Linked DNA regions of Homo sapiens: region 1 is linked to region 2. Evidence: chromatin loops called from intact Hi-C (ENCODE). Cell type or tissue: endothelial cell of umbilical vein. All regions are shown on one strand.

Region 1 (2,500 bases), 140 kb before region 2:
GTGCTGGGGCATCTATATGTTTTTTTAAAAGAACCAAGAGATTACAATGGGTAGCCAAGGTTTGAGAATCCCTGCTTTGATATGCAGCTGACAAGTTATAGTATTTTCACATTGGTAGTCGCAGCACCTGCTAGCAGTGTAATATGCTTTACTTGAATCATTTCCACATCTGCACCTCAATTCCCTGGGCCTGGGGTTGCCATTTGGTAGGGGAGGAGCTTATCAGGAGTTCCTTTGCAAGTGCAGGAGGGCAGTCCTGGGTTCTGTTAGTGACAGCGTGATTTCAGTGAAATAATTTAGACCCCCCAAGCAGACTGTGCAACGGATAGCCCCTGGAGAGTGCCCCGTGTTTACATTCTCATCTGGCATTTTTGTTTTGTGGAATCGGCCTGTGTTAAGCCAGGTGACCTATGAACAGTGCTTGTCTCCTCACTAGGTCATTTGGATCATCTTTTACACTGCCATCCATTATGACTGATGGTGTACAGCTCCCAAGTGCTCCCTATCCAGTCCAAAGGACCCTCTTGATTACAGCACAGGAACTTGATCGTTGGGGAACCCCAGCCCCTTGGAACTTGGAAGACCCGTGTTTCCTGGACCGCGAATCAGTGTGTTGGGCATCAGTGTTTTCTGCAAGGGTTGTGACCTGAAACTTTTTAAAAACCACCCACCTTTGGGGAAGCATTTCTGAATTTATCCATCACCAACCATTTCTTCTTGGATACCATCAAGTAACAGCTATTATTTGCCAAGTGGAGCTGTCATTTAATTTGATGCACCTCTGGATTCAGATGAAACATTAAATTGTCTTCCTCGATTCTCCATCGGGTGTAGAGTTTTTAAACTATCAATGGCATTTCAAGTCTTCTGAAACAGCATGGCTGTATGTGCGTGGTCCATAGCACAGTACATGCAGCATCTAATAAGAGTTTCCATTGTAGAATGTTTTCACATACTTGAATAAATCAAATCTTTAATTGAGAACCTGTTGATGATACCTGATAAAGCCTTTCCCACCCCACCTGTAGCTTGGGAACCAGTAGGAGCACTGGAGGGGGTGCCTCCCACCCCATCCCTCTTTCTTCCTCTCCCTGATCCCTTAGCGGATCCAGCAGACCTCTTTCTGTTTATGGAGGCAGCAGGGAAATCAAGGGCTGGATTTGGTGTAGGCTGTGGTCTCCGTCTTGGCATTGTGGAGAGAGGGCTTAGCACCTTCTGATGCCCCTGCCCAGCACTGAGGTGCCTGGCCTCACTGCAGTGTGCTAGACTTAAGAGGTGTTATTTTTTATTCGGCCACAAGATGGCAAGGCCAGTGTGCTAGGGAATGGTAAGCCACAAAATGAAATAGAGATCTGAGAGCTAGGCTGGGTGCCGTGGCTCACACCTGTAATCCCAGCACTTTGGGAGGCCAAGGTGGGTGGATCACCTGAGGTCAGGAGTTCGACACCAGCCTGGCCAATGTGGTGAAACCCCATGTCTACTAAAAATACAAAAAAATTAGCCAGGCATGGTGGTGTACGCCTGTAATCCCAGCTATTCTGGAGGCTGAGGCAGGAGAATTGTTTGAATCCAGGAGATGGAGGTTGCAGTGAGCTGAGATCGTGCCATTGCACTCCAGCATGGGCAACAGGGCAAGACTCCGTCTCAAAAAAAAGAAAAAGAGCTGGGGCTGTTGTCCTCAATGGGGGACATTTGAGGACCTAGACTGTCCGAAGTCTTTCTCTTTGCTCTGGAGGTCACATAGAGCCTGGACCATCCAAGATCTGCTGCTACGGTAAGACATCATCTCAGCTTTCCTTTCCCTTCTAGGCCACAGTCCTACCTTCTGAGGTATGGTGGTGGTCTCAACGAGACTTGTAGATTTTCTGAAAATGACTTTCTCGTTGACTCTAGGGGTTGTTTCTACCTTGTGGGTGGGGCCTGGTTAATGGTGGGGATGTAGAATGGGGCTCAACAGGCAGGGCATCCAGATGGTACTGGAAACCCCAAACTCAAGAACTAACTAGGTCAGACCCCCCAGGAGGCTTATTCTCTTTTTGGAACCCTGGCCCTGGTCCCACCTTCTCTGCACTCGCACTAGAGGTCGCAGGTGGGATCATGGCACTGGAAGGAAGTAGGTGACTTCTAAGGGCTAAGAGAGGAAAGAGCAAGGGTACAGGTGGGACCCTAGATGCACCTCTGTGTCCCACCCTCCCTCCCTGAGTGCACAGCCTTGCCTCTGGGGTGCCCAGGAGGCTGAATTGGGGTTCTAGGTGTGCAGCCTTGGTTTCCCTTTTGGCCTCTCCTTTGGGCCTAGGCATCATCCAAAGAGACAGCCTCGTCATTCAGGCTGATGTAGAAGCTGAGGGACTCCCGGAGACCCTCACTGAGAAGAGACTCCTCCCCTGTGGCAGCTTCAGAAAACAGGAGGGAGCTGTGGACAAAGGAAGATAATTGGGTCAAGAAGCCTCTTCCTCCTCCCTGTACTCACTACACACAAAATTGCACTGTTCTCAAAACC
Region 2 (2,500 bases):
ACCACTACAATCACAATACAATGTGATCAATAAGAAGATGGAGGCTGGGAGCAGTGGCTCATGCCTGTAATCCCAGCACTTTGGGAGGCCAAGGCAGGTGGATCACCTGAAGTCAGGAGTTCGAGACCAGCCTGACCAACATGGAGAAACCCCGTCTCTACTAAAAATATAAAATTAGCCGGGCATGGTGGAGCATGCCTGTAATCCCAGCTACTCGGGAGGCTGAGGCAGAAGAATCCCTTGAACCCGGGAAGCAGAGGTTGCAGTGAGCCGAGATCGCACCATTGCACTCTAGCCTGGGCAACAAGAGTGAAACTCCGTCTCAAAAAAAAAAACAAACAAAAAAACCCAAAAAAACAAGATGGTCAGGTGCAGTGGCTCACACTTGTAATCCCAGCACTTTGGGAGGCTGAGGCAGGATGATCACTTGAGCCCAGGAGTTGAAGACCAGCCTGGACAAACAGGGGGACCCCATCTCTACAAAAAAATTAAAAATTTAGCTGGGTGTGGTGGTGGTGGTGCATGCTTTTAGTCCCAGCTACTCTGGGAGCCTGAGGTGAAAGGACTGCTTGAGCCTATCAGGTTGAGGCTGCAGTGAGCTGTGCAGTCATTGTGCCATTCACTCCAACCTGGATGACAAAGCGAGAGACTTTGCCCCCCCAGCCCAAAAAAAAAGTAGAAGAAGAAAGAAAATGAAGGTATGTATAGCCAATAATTTAGGGCTGGAAGGAGGTCAGGAAAAGCTAGGGAGGAGTAATGTCAGTGTCACTTAGTGAATTCTTGAGAAATGAAGAGGGAAAAAGCAATGGGTGGGTATTTCTTAAGTCTTGGATTTACCAAAACAACAACATATTTCATGGGGATTTAATTCTCAGTCTACTGTGCTTCTGTAGAATTTACATCTAGAAATTTCCTATCAACTCTGAGTACCCATAACATACTATTTATTGTGGGGAGAAAAACAAATCACCTCATATAGGTCTTACCCTCTTGGACCATAGGCTTTGAAGGGCAGTTTGTATCCCAAAGGCTATCATGGAAAACAGCCTGAACTCTGGTCCCCTCAAGAGACAAGCTTACCGAGCTGTACTGACACCTTCTGGAAGCACTGGGTACTTTCATCCATAAAGGCCTGCAGCTGTTTCACTGATCCTTGCAGTTCATCCATCTGTAGAAAAAAGACAGCTGTGAGCTGTAAAGGTCCATGGCTTCTTGGATGTTCCTCAAACCTGACAAGCAAGCTCTTGCTCAGGAGCTCTGGGCTTGCTGTTCTTTCAGCCTGGAATGCTTATGCCAGATAATTCTGTTTGTTCCTCCAAAGTCACACCACATTCTTCTCCAGGCTGCTCTATGCTCCAGGAGGCTGACCCATGTAACCTCTACCAACAGGATGCCTAAGTGGGAAGGAGCTGAACGAGTCATCTTGAGTTGGCTCAACTCAGCTAACCATGTGACTTTCTCCCATTAGATGCCACAGTAACTGCTACTCCCTCCTCCCTTTGAGTCCTAGGAGGAGTAAGAGCTCTACTGCCTATAAGCCCCAGGTTACTCCACTAACCCTTGTGGTTCTCCAATACCCATACCTTTCTATTTAGCCTTTCTGAAAATAAACTCTCCTTGAATTGTCCTTTCAAATGCCATCTGCTTGCTATTAATACCTGGTTTGACACAACACTACTCCCTCAAACGTCCTCATGGCTCATTTCCTTCAAGTCTGTTGAAATGGCACCTCAGAGGAGCCTTCAATAACCTTGCTATATAAAATAGCAACCCACCAACCTCCCTATACTGTCTGTCTCTCTTACCCTGCTTCATCAGCATTTACCACTATATATTCATTTGTTTATTATTTTTTAATTGTCTCTCCATGTTTTCCTAAGGTAGAGTTGAATATACATATTCAACTTACACTTATACATTTCTCCAGGTCTTTTAATTTCCAAGGATTACAAGGTGGCAAAGCTGGATAACTCAACTAAATAAACATGAGCCCACTTACCACCAACTCCATACAGTCAAAGACTTTGCTCTGGTTCTGTAATATTTTCTGGTAGTCAGGTTTTGTATTAAGAACTTCATTCTGAGAAGACCCAAGATATGTCATAGGTTCCACTTTGACCTCAGTAATTTTGGCCTCAGTTGATCCTCTAAAAACAAAACACAAGAGCTTTTGAGAGATTCTGTAATTATTTTCTGGAAGAGATACCAAAGATTATCCTATAAAGCTGAATCAGTATTCCTCCACTCTACGCTAGCTATAGGCTCACTTCTTAACAGAAAGGTTTTTTTTTGTTTGTTTGTTTGTTTTTGAGATGGAGTCTCACTCTGTTGCCCAGGATGGAGTGCAGTGGTGCGGTCTCAGGTCTCGGCTCACTGCAACCTCTGCCTCCCGGGTTCAAGCAATTTTCCTGCCTCAGCCTCCTGAGTAGCTGGGATTTCAGGCACCTGCCACCATGCCCAGCTAATTTTTTGTATTTTTAGTAGAGACGAGGTTTCACCA

Evidence for each region. Hi-C counts contacts between places; a loop is a spot of excess contacts. Peaks named below come from ENCODE experiments on the same cell type or tissue, not always from the same donor. Only the 100,000 strongest peaks of a DNase experiment are listed, where the experiment ranks them.
Region 1: a loop joins it to region 2, with 15 times the contacts of the local background. A loop is called at or near these places in 56 of 110 quality-filtered maps.

The regions. Positions count from the first base shown.
Region 1 is chr20:36,611,574-36,614,073 of GRCh38, forward strand. It overlaps TGIF2-RAB5IF (TGIF2-RAB5IF readthrough), which reads left to right. Exons shown (of 5, transcript NM_001199535.2): 5 at 437-984. The coding sequence ends at 478. RAB5IF (RAB5 interacting factor) reads left to right here. Exons shown (of 4, transcript NM_018840.5): 4 at 437-984. The coding sequence ends at 478. It overlaps SLA2 (Src like adaptor 2), which reads right to left. Exons shown (of 8, transcript NM_032214.4): 8 at 745-2,413. The coding sequence ends at 2,293. Among named protein-coding and RNA genes, the nearest start is that of RAB5IF, 7.0 kb to the left of the region's middle. In endothelial cell of umbilical vein, a CTCF peak has its summit at 1,289 (motif pointing right); no DNase peak of the experiment used is centred here.
Region 2 is chr20:36,753,683-36,756,182 of GRCh38, forward strand. It overlaps DSN1 (DSN1 component of MIS12 kinetochore complex), which reads right to left. Exons shown (of 11, transcript NM_001145315.2): 9 at 2,000-2,147; 10 at 1,081-1,168. Among named protein-coding and RNA genes, the nearest start is that of NDRG3, 8.8 kb to the left of the region's middle. In endothelial cell of umbilical vein, a CTCF peak has its summit at 1,114 (motif pointing left); a DNase peak (open chromatin) is centred at 1,099; H3K27ac peaks cover 319 bases.